2 separate regions of the Homo sapiens genome follow, and region 2 is linked to region 1. A link is a loop called in an ENCODE intact Hi-C map of the cell type or tissue named here. Cell type or tissue: PC-3. All regions are shown on one strand. Each heading gives the region's core, and the rest is flanking DNA. Links, peaks and the distances in the headings are about the cores only.

Region 1 (8,348 bases), core at 222-8,221:
ACAACTGAGACTCTTTTGAGAATGAAAGGGGGCACTTTTAATAATTACACTGAGGGAACAGGTGTCAACTGGAGACGTCCTCGGCAAACCAGGACATATGGCCACCCTATGATTAGTGCTTTTTCAAGTTACAACAGTTGTTGACTCCTGCATTCTGGGCCATACTTCTCATCTCTCTGAATCCCACCTCCCTTCATCTTGTACTTTCTCTTTCAGTGCTTTCTACGTGAGATCTCTTTATCCTCCCCCATTTATTCAATAACTAGTTAATGAGCATGTTCCACCTGTCAGATATTATTCTAGTAGCTGGAGACACAAATATGGCCCTGGGTCTCTAGATGCTTATATTCCAGCCCGAGTTGGGAGCACGCTTTAACTAGTTATATAATTAGGTATTTTATAACAATTTCGAAGCATGCTACAAAGGTGAATCACACAGTGCCTGGGAGCATATAACCTGTCCTGTCTGGAAAGTCAGAGAAACCTCTTTCTTTACAGATGCCATCTTAATAAAATTCTAGGGACTGTGTTTATTATTCCTCATCTCTATCAATTGTTAAAACTATATTTTTTCCTGCTATCGTCGTCTTCTGCCTCCCTTCTTTTTTTATTATTTTTGTTAACATTTCTGGTCTTCAGTTTCTTTTTTTCTACTAATATTTTATAGGGGTGACACCAAGATGTGCTACACTGAACCCAACTTCTGCATGTTTAAGACAAGGTATGCAAAATTAAATGAATCTATACTCCAGTTTTGTGAATAATAATTCACAGATACACAATATAATGCAATAAAAGATGGCTGTGCTACCTGATCAGATGCCTGATTAGGTACCAGTGGACAAGTTTGCCAAGGAGGAGTCCAAAAATCTTGCCTTAGTCAATACATGATTAAGTTGCTTCCCTTCAGTACTTGCCTGTTCTTTATTTCATGCCTCTTCTTGACTCTTCCCTTAAATGTCAGCACTCCCTAAGGTTCTGTCCTTTACCTTCTTCTAATTTTTTTTCTTTGGAAAACTCTTCTACTTCCATGGCTTAAGCCACCACTTCCATACAGATGGCTCTGGAAACTTTTTCTTCTGCTCTCTAGGGAGTTCTCTACAAAGAACGATCCTGCATTTGCAGCTGTGTGCCAGACAGTGTCACAGCCCAAGCCACTGGCACTGCCCAGCTCATGCCACCATAATCTTTCATCTTGATTATTGCAAAAACCTTCTGACTGGTTTCCCTGTCTCCAGCCTTGCTCCCACCCAAATCAATTTTGCCTCTACACCACAGCAAACGTGATCTTTCTAAACTGCTTGTTATTGTGCTAACCCTCTTCTTAAAACTCTTCCCTAGCTCACTGTTGTTCCTTAATTAAAACCCAAGCTCTTAACAGAAACTGACACTATCTGCATAACCTGGCCTCTGTTTTTCCCTCTAGACTTGCCAACAACCACTTCCCACCTTATATATAGAGAGCACTTCCTGCTCTATAACCCATGTTGTCTCTTGACTCTAAGCCACCACACATGCTCTTTCTTGTTCTGAACATGCTCTTTTCCTCTCCTGACTTTCACTCATCCCTCAGGCCCCAGCTCCTTAGGAGCTTTCCTAGATTTCCAAGTCTGAGTCAGGTGCTCTTACTATGTGCTTTCTCACAGCACCCTCTACCCTTGTTATCAAGCCCCGTTTTACTCTTGCCTTTAGCTTACTCACTTTCTCCACTTGGCTGTGAAGTACAGTATGGGATGTAAATACTTCTATAGAATGGGAAGATTGAACACTCAATAGCTGTTAGTGTCTTGTGAAGGTCTTAACAAGCGGTTAAACTTTGGTATGAGGGATGAGAAGTCCACAGAAGGAAAAGCATTAGCAAAGATGTGTCTAGAGATTGGAAAATGCAAGGCAAATGTAGTTATTAAATCATACAGAGTGACATATACACTCATATAGGAAAATAATGGGAGCCTGCTGGACATTAGATTTACCTGGGGAACTCTTATTAAAACACCAATACCTGGGCTCCACCTTCAGAGATACTGACTGAATTATCCAAGAAAGAGACTCAGACAAAAGCATTTAAAAAAAGCTTTCTAGGCTAGAATTGAGAATCATGACTCTAGGAGGCAATGGAAACTTTGGAAGTTTTTGAGTATAATCTAGTATATATTAAATTTGTAATAAAAAATGTGTCAAATGAATGTTGATGTCGCACACACCAGATATCTTTGTTATTGGTTTTCAGAAATTTTTCATGTTTTATAAAAATATGTTTATTCATTAAAAAAAAGCCTCAATGACTTTATTCCCCTTTGTTACAGGTAATGTGTAACAGTCCACAAAAGCCACTTAATTATCTCATGCTTTAAATTTTATTTTTTCTTTCCTTGTGCGTAAACACAATTGTTTTAAACATGATTTGAACTGTTTTTTTTTTTCCAGAATGTGCATCTTTATTTTTCCTGAATATTTCTATTGTCTAAATACCTTAGTAAAGTTTACTGCTTCTACGGATGGCCTAAAAGTTCTGGCAATGAAAGAAGTAAAGTGTGAATGTATCCTTAATACCAGCTATTCAGATGTCTTCATCAATTATTATGTGAAGTCTTTCCAGTTCTATCCTAAACTGTAGAAACTCTTCCAGTTAAACTACAGAGCATGATAAGAGTTTCATAACATGCTGCCTCCAAGAAGTAATTTCGTTGTACCAAATTCATTTTCACTTTTAATAATCTTGATCTGATCCTGTATCACTAATAGAGGCTTTAAAAACAATTTATATATTTACTAGACACTATGAGGTTCATGATGCTCTTAGTTTTTACAAATAATAAATATGTATATACATTTTTTTACAAATAATAAATGTGTACATACAGATTTTTCCTGCTATTATCTGTACATACACATTTATTATTTATTATTTTCAAAAATGATAAATTACTTTTTACACCTTTATTGTTTGTAAAAAAATGTGTGGTAATGTCAGAATTCCTAACTGTTAACAGTTATCTCTAAGAAGGTCTAAAGTTTTTATTCTAGGACTTGAAGGGGACGTTAGCCGTATTATATACTACTTTTCTCAAACTTAGTTCTCAACTCAATATACTGTATTTGACAGGCAAACACAGGTATTATATCATGATAAAACAATAGTGGTGCAATTATTTCTTAGATTGAAAGAGGTGCAATCATTGCACTCTTGCAAGAGTAAAGGAAAAAACAGAATTGTCATTATCCAATGAATTAATAGGGTTCTAATCCCACTTAAAGAAGAATTTTGTTTTTCTGAGGAATTCCAGTATTTATGCTCCTGTGAAGCATTTTCTAATATTTGACTCTTTAGTTAGGGGCCAGGATATATTTTTTTTCTAAGTGAGAAGGAAATTGGTTATAAGCAAATTAATTTGGGGAAATAGTAAGATTTAAAACTCCCATATTTTCATCAGATACCACATTTTTCTGGAGTTCTGGCTATCCTTTGTTCTTATATTTCCAAAACATCTAGTAAATTACAAAATGCAATGGGAAACTTTAAGCCCACAGCCCAGCCCTTGATAAATAATCAAACAACAATTGAGTATTTATGCTTGCACTGCAATAGAAAGGTTAGAGTTCATTGAAAAATCCTCTTAATTTAAGAATTGTAGTTGTTCCATACAATCATAAATAAAAGAAGTAATTATAAACTTTGGGGTAAAAGGACTAAAAATGTTTTTGAGAAAAATATGGCTTTCTAATCTAATTGAAAGTAAGGGAAATTTTTTTTTGTCTTGTAATGTATGATTATATATAGTTGTGTGTGACTGGTGAATGATGTTTAAAGAGGTTGCTCAAGGTTACAGGAAAAACCCTAAGGAATTCTTGCAGCAACATCCTGAAATAAGAGCTCCTGCATAATAGATTCACTGTGGTTTCCTTAGTGAAGTGAGCCTTCTGTGAATACACAATCTTTAACTATACAAGATCAAGAGGAGAATTGAGTCATGCATTGGAATGCTTTTAGCTTTGGTTTACCCCTCTGTTTAAAGAAGAGAGTTATGAGATTTGCTTAATTTGATCATTTTCCTCTTTCCTTTGGTAATCTCCTTCCTGTATTACAAGATATATAATGCTTCCTTCACACTTCAAATGAAAGTTGAAATGATTTTTTCATTTCAACTTTGTTGTATGTTGTAGACGCAAGGTCAAAAATTTACATCAGGTATCTGAATGTGTAGCATATACAACTGAGTGTTGAAAGAAGACAAAATCGTTTTCATCACGAAGAATATGTGCTCAGTAAGAATCAGAATGTTCAATTGTGTGAAGGTGGGAGATGGGAAGATTGGTATTATGGCCTGGATCCAGAAATCAGGTATTTACCCAAAATTATCTCTATAGTTTTCACCTATCACCTATTCATTTAATATCTTTACCATAATTTTTTATTTTAATTAAGAGTCAGTAATCTTTTCGTGCTGCTAGATAAGAGCCTCGACATTTTAAAGGCAGACATTTTTCTCATATTAGGTTCTAGATATAGTGTATGACAGTGGGACTCCTAGTGGGATTTTCTTGAGTTCGTAGCACCTGTTGAAGATGCATATAATAAAAGAATAAAAGATAAAAAATCAAAGAAATGTTTGAAGAGGTATTCTGGGGGACTTGATCTATTGGTTATTAAAAATGTAATACAGGGCCACATTAACAAGGCAGAGTGGTTTAGATTCAAGAATCAAAAGGCAGATTCAAGAAATAGGAAAAAAAACTAGAAACAAGTCCTAATTATGATAAGTATTTTCTATATGACAACAGTACCACTGCAAATAACCATAAGCAAACAAATAAACAAAACTCCAATAAACCAAATAAAATCATTAAATAAAAATACAATCGAAAAATCAAATAAATTACAAAGATATATAATGAATGCTGCTGTAACAGTAGATTAAATAAACTATCTTCAAATATTATAACCAAACACATTTCAGATAAATTAAAAATTAATGTCAAAAAATAAAATGATACATAATTTATATAAATAATAATATAATTCCAGATTTCAGAAAAAGAAGTAATCACTAAAGAAGAAAAAAATCAATATAAAAAGCCCAAGCTGTGATACATTAAATCCTTTCATAAGCAAAATTAAGGGATCAGCAATAAATTCGAAAAGTATTTTCAGAAAAATGACAAAGGGTTATGTCATTAAATAGAGCTCATGCCAACCAGTAAGTTTGCCAATAGGAAAGAGGTCCAAGTGTTTCTAAATAAGAGCTCACAGATGAGGAAAATATTTGTGACTACTAAATATAATAAAACATGTTACCAACTTAAAATGAGATATCACTTTGTCTGCTGGATTAGTGAGGACAAGGGGATATACAATGGGATTTCACACATCCTCCATCCCACCCGCCAGCCCAACCCTATACTAGACGGGTTTGCTCACCCAACTTCCCTTCCGAGACCATAGTCTGAGAATAATAGAAAGAATAAAGGATAAAAAATCAAAGAAATGCTTGAAGAGGTATTCTGGGGGGCTTGCTTTACTGGTTATTAAAAATGTAATACAGAGCTACAATAACAAGCTACTCTTCAAGTACAGGGAAGAGACAGAGAACAAGTATCCTTTTATAAGAGCAGATTCATTGCTGTGTTAATGTTTTGCTGTGAGCCTGGGTCTGGAGGAGCTGTTTTTCTTGATTCCCTCCTATTTTGCAGGATTGCAATGCTACTGGAGATCCCTCTTTGACCCCAGGACTAGGATGGAGAGAAAAAAATAAAACTGAGATAGTGGGAAGGGGAGGATGACTCTCTAATGTCTGTCTGAGATAGCCTCAGTATGCACAGTTGGTCATTTAGAAGGAAAGTAAAGAGGTGTTTTGTATCATGCTGTGAGCCACATGTGTATGTCAGGTTGTCTAATCCGATGATGTTCTTTTGAGTAGTGGACTAGTAGGACATAAAGGATGGTTAAGGGGTTGGTTATATTAGCAGAACTTGTCCAAAATAGTAATGCAGGATGTAAATGAGAGAATATTGAGATAGTCACTCTAATACTGACACTGATGACAGTTCTAATTGATACAAGCTTTCTATAAAGCATTTAAAGTACCAAGAGTCTTACATTTTTAAAAATATCTTCTTTGACCCCCTAACTACATTTCTTAGTATTACTCATTGACCACACTTTTGAAAAGCACCACTTTATGACAGGCAAAGGAGATGACAGATACAGCAATTAACAAGGCAGTCCAGGTACTTGTTCTTATGGTACTTTCATTCTAGTGGGGCCAAGAGAGAATAGACAATAACCATGTACATAAACAAATAAGTAAGATATTATAGAAAGTGACATGTAGAGTGAAGAAAATAAATTGGAGTAATATGTTAAAGAGTGACCAGGGGTTGTCAGGGACACTCTCTTTGAAGAGGTGATGTATTAGTGAGCGTTCTCCAGAAAAACAACCAGTAGGATGTATATACATTTTAATAGTGTGTGTATACATATCTCTAGATAGACAGATAGATATATAGATAGATAGATAGTTACATACTTACGTGCATACATATGTGTGTGTGTAGAGAGAGAGAAACAAAGACAGAGAAAGGTTTATTTTAAGAAATTGACCCTGGTGGCAGGCGCCTGTAGTCCCAGCTACTCTGGAGGCTGAGGCAAGAGAATGGCGTGAACCCAGGAGACGGAGCTTGCAGTGAGCCGAGATTGTGCCACTGCACTCCAGCCTGGGCGACAGAGCGAGACTCTGTCTCAAAAAAAAAAAAAGAAAAGAAAAAGAAATTGACTCACATGACTGTGGGAGCAGGCAAGTCTGAAATCTGCAGGGCAGACCAGCAGGCTGGAAACCCAAGGAAGGATTGATGTTGTACTACTGCATCTGAAATCAGTCTGCAGGCAGAATTTCTTCTTCTTCGGGGACCTCAGTCTTTTCTCTTAAGGTCTTCAACTGTTGGATGAGCCTCGCTCATATTATGGAGGATGAGATGTTTTACTCAAAGTCTACTGACTTAAATGCTAATCCCACCTAATTTATCTTCACGGCAATGAAGACCAAGCAAGTTGGTTTTGCTCTTATTTGACCAGGCAAGTGAGCACTGTAGCCTACCCAAGTTGACTCATCAAATTAATTACCACAGGTGATATTTCAGCTGATAATCGAATAACAATATGTAACCAGCCACGTGTGGTCCTGGTGGAAGAGATGCAAAGGCTCTAAAGCAGAAGAGTGTGCAGTGGGAACAAAAAGACCCAGTGTGCTGGGTCCCAGTGATGTGCTGTGGCCTGTTCATATTGCCTCTAAGAGCTGATTACAAACATCTCTTTTCAATAGCATGGTCAGTGACATCACGCTGGTAGCTTGAAATCAGTAAGGATTTATACCAGAGGAGTATGTACACCAGAGTAATCAGCAAATGCTACAAACCAGGACTTTTATTACTCCCACTTTTTAACATTTACCAGCAAAGTACTGATGGGAAGAGCGCAAGGGGTAGGCATGGGCCTTAGATGGCACATCTAAAAGCTTAGCTCTCAGTCTCAGTGTGATGATTGACATTTTCAAGTCGTGTTACAAGTCAAAACCATTCGTATTGTGGTGTACTCTTGAACAGGCTTCATAGGGCGGCAGGATTTCAAGTAGGAAAGCTAATGAGAAGATTACTGAAGCAGTCTAGAGACGAGATGATGGAGACTACACTAGAGTGTGGCAGGCACCAGGAGAGATAAAAAGCTTTGAAGGGCACATTTTGAATGAGGTGCCGATAGCTCTTGGATGGAGGAAGCTGCAGTGAGAGAAATTAAGAACGACCCATGGATTATTGACCTAAGCAAATGGGCCTACCCATGTTGGGGGATCTCTTATGACATGGGAACATTTGGGAGGGACAGTTTCAACAGGGAAATGTGGCAGGGGAATCAGTTGTTGCTTTGGCCCCATTGACTTTGAGATGCCTCCTAGATTTTGAAATGCCTGAAGCCATTAAGGAAGAACTTTTATATGTGAGCTTATATTTGGAACTCAGTGGAAAGGTCAGGACTGGAGATGTAAATTTGGGAATCATCTCCATACAAAGACTAACTTTCCTAAGGAAATAATCAGAAATTCAGACAGACTAATAGGTTAAAATAAAAGAAGGACACAGAAATGTATATGCTAAATGGCTGAATAAGGAGGATATATTGACATAATTAGTCAATAAGCCATAATTCCACTTGCTGTAGCTAGTGTAATTATGAGTAATTTAAATTTTTTGTCCTTCAGATATTCACAACAAATAAGTTCTTCTTAAAATTAGAAGAAAACAATCTTGTTTTAAAAGAAATATAAAAACATTAGATTTGTTAATGATAACATTAAAAT
Region 2 (8,348 bases), core at 244-8,243, 130 kb before region 1:
CCATGGTTTCAAATTTACTTTGTAGTTTTCCAAGCAAGAGAAAGTCATTACCTGAAAGGCACATGTGGGTTTCTGTCTGCATCATCATGGTTATCTCAACACTGCACTTCATTTTGTGGAATGAGAGCATTAAATGCATATGCCACTAGGTGGAATAGTCTTAATAAATACATAATAAATATTCTATGTGATGGTTGAGGATCTTATGTGCATGATTTTATATATTTTGGGAGTCCATCTTTAAAAGTGAGTTCCTAAGTGTATGTGTGTTAGTGTGTATTTGTACAGAATATATATATAATATATATACACACACACATATATATACTCTGCATACACATATATACATATATATGAAATCTTATATATAGTAAAAGCATATATTTAAACTTCTATATGTGTGTATATATATGAGTATATATATATACACTCTGTATGTATATGCATATATATATACTCTGTATGTATATGCATATATATATACATATACATATATATATATATACATATACATATATATATATATATACATATACATATATATATATATATATATACACACACACACACACTCTATATGCATACAGAGTATATATACAGGTTGAGTGTCCCTTATCTGAAATGCTTGGCACCAGAAGTGTTTCAGCTTTCAAGTTTTATTCAGATTTTGGAATATTTGCATTATACTTATCAGTTGAGCATCCCAAGTTCAGAAATCCAGAATCTAAAATGCCTCAATGAATATTTCCTTTGAGTAACCTATAGGTGCTCAAAAGTTTTGGATTTGGAGTGTTTCAGATTTTGGATTTTCAGATTTGGGGTGCTCAACCTGCTCAAACTCTTATATATAGTGGTTTGGGATAAGTTGTTGCCAATGTCATTGCAGCAGTAATGGTAGGAAGAATTCTAAGGTGGCCTTTCAGGATTTCTGTCCCCAGTGCATACTTCCTGTATACTGTCTTCTCCTTCAATGTGGGCAACTTGTGAATATGATGGGAGATCAATCCCAGAGATTATTCTAATTAAATGAACCCTATAAAAGAGGGACTGAGTGCTCCTTGAGGTTGGAGAGATGCTCATGCTGGATTTGAAGAAGTCAGCTGCTGTGTTGTGAGACTGAAACAGCCCTTGGGAGGACCACAAGGCAAGATCTACGGGAGCCTCTCAGAGCTAAGAGATGCTGACCTTGCATCCAGAAAGAAAGTAGAGGCCTCAGTCTTACAGCAGCAAGGAATTGAATTCAGTCAAGATCTTGTGAGTTTGAAAGAGGACATGGAGTCCTCTTCTATCCCATCATCTCTTCTATCCCATCTAGGGATGTTGACCTTGGCTGACATCTTGATTTCAGTGTGGTGAGTCCTCGGACAGAAATTCTGCTATGCTGTGTAATTATATAATAAATGGATGTTGCTTCAAGCTGCTAAGTTTGTAGTAATTTTTTTAATGCAGGAAGAGAAAACTAATACATTCATGCTCAGTACAAATGGTGTGTAGGTTTTGAACATCAACAGGACTGGCATTCTCAAGAGAGGGAAAAGTGTGTCCACATTGTGCATGCCACAAATTACCTACTATAAAGAACATCAAATTATAAATGGTAGTAGTGGTTGTTATATTCCTCTTCTTGTCAAACATCTCATTTTCTCTTCTGCCTTAGGGGAAGTAGCTAGTCCTTTGTTTTTCAAAAGGAACAGAAGTTTGTTTGAATTCTGATTTGGAGCTTCAAAACACAACATCATACATCAAGATGCAGGATGTGTTGTTCTGCGATTAAATAATTATTCCTGTGAGTTCCCAGTTTTTCATTTGCACTGCCTTCTAAAGAGGAGCCTGGCTTGTTAGCAGACTGCTCTTTTGGTTTAATAACTAAGAACTGGAAGGAAAGGGAAGGGAAAGGATGACAGGAGGCACTAATGCCAGGGTTGGGGGGATTTTGTTCTGAGAAATTTGTTGTAGGAGAATGAGAGTTCTTTCTGACCTGAAGGCAGGATTCCATATTCCTGGTGTTAGGAACATTGTCCTGCATGTAGTTGGTATTAATGTATATTTTTAAAATAAACTAAATTTAACAAAGACATGGATAGCAGGGAAAAAGGGCAATTTTAAAGATGTATCTCTGTTCTACAAATCCCCTTATGGTGTTAAAAATAGAAATAAATAACTGAGGTTATTTTGAAACTACTTTTGTGTCCTAAACTCTGTTCTTCGAACTGTATTCTGTTCACTGAGGTTAAATCTCTTTTGTGATACCACTAAGTCTGTACCAGGGAGATCAAAGATTTGTGAGCATGAATTGAGCACAATTTCTTGAGTGCTTCTGACATTCCTTGTACTGGGCCCTCAGAGACACAGTGATGAATGCAATGCAGGCCTTGCCTTCAGGGCTTCCAGTGCAGTCAGACCAGGAAATCAGTCCTTACTGTTGTTTAGGTCAGCAGGAGAAGGGCCAACCCATAAAGGCCCACAGGCTCTAGCAGTGGCCCTTGCAGCCATGCCATAGATAGGATGGTACAGTAGGCCTACAGCCCAGGCAGGTCCAATTTGCCCTCCTGAGCAGAAGTGAAACATAAGAACCAACCATCTTTCTCTTTACTGCAATGAATGGCTGATGTCCTCAGCCCTGATTTTATCCCATGATTGAGATATCCAATGTAATTATTAGTATTCTCAATCATATACAGGAATATAAAGACTTAATGAAAAAAGATCAGCATAGTTTTTATCTGGAGTGACTTTTCAATAAAGCACCAACATATAAAGCATCAGTAGTGACACATGGAAAGATAAAGCTATTTATTCTTTTTAGAATAATGGTTAGCAAACTACAGCCTGGCCAAAATCCAGCCATTCCCCTGGTTTCATAAATAAACTTTTATTGGAGCACAGTCATGTTCATTTGAAAACATAGTGTTTATGACTTTCATGATTCAATGGCAGAGGTGAGTATTTGAGGCAGAGACCGTTTTGCCTACCAAGCTTTCCTAGGCAAGAGCTTTAATCCATACCTTTCTGAGGTCAGTTTTGTGAAATTCATGTGGCAAGGAGTTTCCATCCTCACGTAGAGATGTAAATGAGAGGCCTTTAGTAAATAATAGAATTGAATAGAATTGGTTTGCCTGTGAATAAAACAAGGCATTTATTACGAAGATTTGGAGAAAGTTTCTGAAGGCCACAAAACCTGAGAATTAGGGCATGTCAATTATAATTCTTTCTGTGTGTGTGTGTTAAAAGATCACAATTACTCCCTGGAAATATGTTTACAGCAGCAATTCCCAACTGAAGGGACAGCCGAAAATGTTTGCAGACATTGTCACAACCCAGGGGAAATTGCTACTGGCATCTACTGGCCAGGGATGTTGCTAAACATATTACTATGCACAGGACAGTCCCCACAACAAATGTTAGTGTTGTGGAGGTTGAGGAACTCTGGCTCAGAGGTTTTATTAGCTTTTGAGGGCAATAAGAGGACTTACGCAATCTATTTATTTACATTTTGATGTAGCCCAATTTGCCTATTTTTTCTTTTGTTGCCCCAATAATTTTTTTTTTTTTTTTTTTTTTTTGGACAGGATCTCACTTGTTGCCCAGGCTAGAGTACAGTGGCACGATTACAGCTCACTGCAGACTCGACCTCCCCAGGCTCAGGTGATCCTCCCACCTCAGCCTGCCTAGCAGCTGGGACTACGGGTGTGCACCTTCATGCCCAGATAATTTTTGTATTTTTAGTAGAGACATGGTTTTGTCATGTTGCCAAGGCTGGTCTTGAACTCCTGATCTCAAGCGACCTACCCACCTCCGTCTCTCAAAATTGCTGGGATTATAGGCGTGAACCACTGTGCCCAGCCCACTTATCCGATTTAGATAGTCATGTAGGTAGAGGGAAAGAGCATGTCTAATTTGCTCAAGAAGAAGCCTATGAAACAGCAGAATCTATTCTACACCTTTAGAACCACCACTGATTTATTTGTGGGCAAAGAATGAATCTTCAGTTCCACCTATCTTTTGAAAAAAATCCTTGAACTTATCATTAACATTTATGCTATTAATAGTTTCCCTAGGGCTGCTCTGACAAGTTACTGTTCTACACACTGTTTGGTTTAAACAACAGAAATTGTCTCATACGTCTGGAAGCTAGAAGTCCAAGATCAAGGTGTTGGCAAGTTTGCCTCCTTTTGTGGGCTGTGAGTGTCTGTTTCCTGCTTCTGTCTTAGCATCTGGTGGTTGGCTGGCAGTCTAGCTTCTGCTGCATCATCCTGATCTCTGTCTTCTTTTTCACACAGTATGTATATGTGTGTGTCCCTGTGTCCAGTTTCCCCTTTTTATAATGACACCATCATGTTGAATTAGAGCCTACCCTAATGACTTTATTTTAACTTGATTCCTCTGTAAAAACCTTATCTCCAATAAAGCCACATCCTGCGGTACTGGGGATTAGTATTGTAACATCTTTGTTTGGGGGGCATACGATTCAACCTTCATAGCACCATAGATGATGACTATTTTAAAAATGGTCAGTTCAGTGGCTATGAATTTCTACAATTTACTGAGGGCCCACTTTCCTTTTGAGCATCTAGAAAGACAGCCATTTCAAAGAGATTCAGTGTGAAAGATTTAAATGAACTTCCACTGTCAAATAACATGAAAAGGAGTTTGCTTTCAAGCCATTCATGGCCCTTTTTCCATCACAAAAAGTGGCCTTAAAACTCTTCAGACATTCAACAAAGTTAGTGTATAAGCAATAAGGAATATAAGTTTGCTTGCAGAACAGCTACATTTGTCCTGAAATGAAAGATAAGCAATTTACTTTGTGTTTAAAGGGAGACTGAGTCTGGCGGTCCTGCCTACATTATTGCCTCCTCCCTGTTCCAAACGGTCTCACTCCAGCTTGTGAGCGCCTTTGGTGGTCAGTGAGACCATTAAACAAAAGAGCCCAATGTGCTGGCTGCAATCTGCCACCCAAAAGTGACCAGCCAAAATTACCTGTGACCTTTCCCAGGAGAGTGAGCCGAAAACCCTTTCTTGAAAGAGGGAGCAATAAAGAAATTTGGACTTAATTCTTTCATGGGTGTGCTCATAGGAATGTTCATTGGCGAGACACTAAGAATAAACTCAGTTATTGAAGAGGGAGCTGGGAAGTTGACAGGCATGGCTAAACCCAGCAGAGGAATTTGATGAGGAAATTAGATGCTGTATAGATGGTGTGTAGAGATTAGTCTTCTGAAAGCCAGGATTATTATATAAGTAAGTGGGGGAAGGGTCTCTGCTTTGTGACTGACAAATTCCATTTATACAGGTATTCTTCTAGCTAATTAGACCCATAATGCTGCATTTGTTTATACATTTCTAGCAAACCCTTTTCATGGAGTAGTTTAATGAGATGAAACACCAGAGGGGCAGCATTTTCCCTTCAAAACTAGATCTCAGCAAAAATAATTAAGATTAATAAAAATATGTAGCTAAAACCTGTCCCAGTAACAGATTTCTTTCAATGAGAGCAATACATTTTAAGCTGCATACATTCATTAATATTTGAATATGAGTGTGCGTATAAACAATGAGAACTCTAGCTATTTCAGGTAGGGCACTGCAATAGCATAACACAGAGAGAAACAGAGGCATAAAAAACCCTTCCCAAATGAGCATTTTTTTTTTTTTTTTGAGACGGAGTTTCACTCATGTCATCCAGGCTGGAGTGCAATGACGTGATCTTGGCTCACTGCAACCTCGGCCTCCCGGGTTCAAATGATTCTCCTGCCTCAGCCTCCTGAGTAGCTGGGATTACAGGTGCCCACAACCATGCCCAGCTGATTCTTATATTTTTGGTAGAGACGGTGTTTCACCATGTTGGCCAGGCTGGTCTCAAACTCCTGACCTTTGGTGATCTGTCCCCCTCAGCCTCCCAAAGGGCTGGGATTACAGACGTGAGCCACCGCGTCCAGCCACAAATGAGCATTTTAAAATCATATTCAGTGATGCATATCCCAACAGACCAAAACAGCTCATCTTTGTTACCTGCAACCCTCACACAATTGTCCATTTTAGAAGGTTTTTGTAATTCTGCTTTCATTCAAATGAACAAATGAGATGATCCATAGAGGGCTTCTTTTGCACATTACCTGGCATATAATAAGTGCTCAATAAAATTGATTTTCTCATTTTAATTGTATTTGCCCACAACTCCTGGCTGCCAATCCCATATACACACATTATAAGCAAAGATGCCAGGTGTTGGCTAAAAGTCGTGTAATTACACGAATCTCTACTGTGAACATCATTCAGCTCTGCTGGTGCTTTGCTTGGCATCCTCACGTGCAGCCAGACCGGTTGCAGATTAAATGGCTTGTTTACACTGTGGTAAACAAATTTTATATGTGGATTTTTTTTGACAGCCATTATGACCCTTTGTGGGAAAAACTCAACCTTACCAAGCTAAAAATTCAAATGACATCAAATATGGTTCATGTTTCAGATCATACAGACCAATTTTTCTGTCCAAAGCCAAAAGATGTAGGAAGAAGTATTTGCCTGCTTAACGTCACGCATGAAACCAGCAAAGCTACATCATTTTGGGACGTCTAAAACTGGTTCATTGTTGATTCTTTAAAAAATTGTGCAGTTCATCTGGTCTTATAGTCATGACTCTTAAAGAATGATTAATATTTGCTTTTGTGATTGTTTGTTTAAACAATGTATTCACCATGTCACTCAAAAGAGAAAAAAACATAGCTTACTAATGAATTAATTTCCTGGAGCTTAGTTAGGTAGTAAAGACAATTCTAATTAATCATTGGTTGCCATAAACAAGACATGCAGAGGTCTCATGCAGAGACCTCTCCAAGACTATCTGGGTTGAAACTGTATGTGATTGGCTTAGAGACCTTCACTGAATGATAGATGCCATCAACATCATAAGTAGATTTTCCTCCTCATTTCTAAATACAACCCAATATTTTGTTTATATAGTGAGAAATGAATCACAAATGAAAAAAAAAACAAGGAATTATTTACTAATGATGATGTGTTATTTAAAGGAAGTTAGGTTATTTAATGTAAAATATACTTGTTCAGCATACACATTTTACAAATGTATGCTACTTGAAGTAGTAATAGCATGCAAATTGCACATATTGCAAAAACTTCTAAGTTCTTTGCATATATTTACTCATTTATTCCTTAAAAAAATCTAATAAGCAAAAAGTATTTTAAGCCCATTTATCAGATTAAGAAACTGAGACCCAGAGAGCTTAAGTAATTTTCCCAAAATCATACAGCTAGTAGGTGGCAGAGGTGACTTTCAAACTCAGGCAGTTTGGATCCAGATCTCATTCTCTTAAATATCATACTACCTCTTAATGAAAAAAGAAAAAAAAAAAGAGAGAGAGAGAAAAAAGTTCATGATGGAAGAAAGATCTCAAAAGAAGAAGGCACTCAAATCAACTATCTAAACTTTTACTTTCAGAAACCATAAGAAATATTTGGGTTTAATAAATGCAAGAAGAAGAAAATAAATAAAAGAATAGAAATCAATGAAATTAAAAACAAAAAGCCATATAGAAAATCAATAGACTAGTTTAGACATGAAACCAGACAAAAGAGTTAGAGTCTGGATCTATTTATACATTGCATACAAACAATTGATTTTATTTTTGATTCATAATGTTGAAAATTCACTTTGAGGATCTTTATATAACTTCAGCCCTGATACCAGACCATCATATCTAGTCACTATATTTAGAAACTACTTAGAAGTTCATATTATAAGCTGGAGTGTTTCTTTTGTAACCCAACAATTTTACACTTAAATAAAAAGCATGTGGTTTGAATATGTATCAGTGTTTTGTGCACTCCCATTTTCATTTCACAGTGGTTTCACATACTGCTGAATTAGTTATTTTAGGCATAAAAATCATCAGCTTTTTCTGAAGTGAACATCCTGCCTCACAAAAGATGCAGAAGAAGTACAGTGCCATCGAATTAGTCACGGATGCTTGCTTTGATTTTTTTTTTTTTTTTTTTTTTGCAAACTCTGCCAAACCAGAACTGTTTCAGGGGTTCGTTTTACCTTTAAATGGAAGGACCAATTCCTAGGAGGAAATTATATTTTGCACATTAGGGTTAAAAATTATGTTTATTTTATTTTTGCAGCCAAAGAATTGCAACAAAACAGTTTTCTCTTTGCAGCTACTATTTACCGAGATAGCCTTTAAAAAGATCTCTCGTTTTCCTGAGAACTCTGTTATTTCAAGTATGTTTTCTTTCTCTATTTTTTTGCCAGCTGTGAAAATTTTTATAAAACAGCTCCAATATGAATCTTTTATGACTATTCTTCAGTCATCTGAGTTATACTG

The links. Hi-C counts contacts between places; a loop is a spot of excess contacts. Peaks named below come from ENCODE experiments on the same cell type or tissue, not always from the same donor. Only the 100,000 strongest peaks of a DNase experiment are listed, where the experiment ranks them.
Region 2: a loop joins it to region 1, with 11 times the contacts of the local background. A loop is called at or near these places in 3 of 110 quality-filtered maps.

Annotation. Positions count from the first base shown.
Region 1 is chr6:133,095,843-133,104,190 of GRCh38, forward strand. It overlaps LINC00326 (long intergenic non-protein coding RNA 326), which reads left to right. Exons shown (of 4, transcript NR_026969.1): 2 at 668-721; 3 at 4,165-4,342. Among named protein-coding and RNA genes, the nearest start is that of LINC00326, 12 kb to the left of the region's middle. In PC-3, for the core only: no CTCF peak of the experiment used is centred there; DNase peaks (open chromatin) are centred at 3,899 and 6,199; H3K4me3 peaks cover 580 bases; H3K27ac peaks cover 3,592 bases.
Region 2 is chr6:132,965,205-132,973,552 of GRCh38, forward strand. No RefSeq gene overlaps it. Among named protein-coding and RNA genes, the nearest start is that of LINC00326, 120 kb to the right of the region's middle. In PC-3, for the core only: no CTCF peak of the experiment used is centred there; a DNase peak (open chromatin) is centred at 6,587; H3K27ac peaks cover 3,789 bases.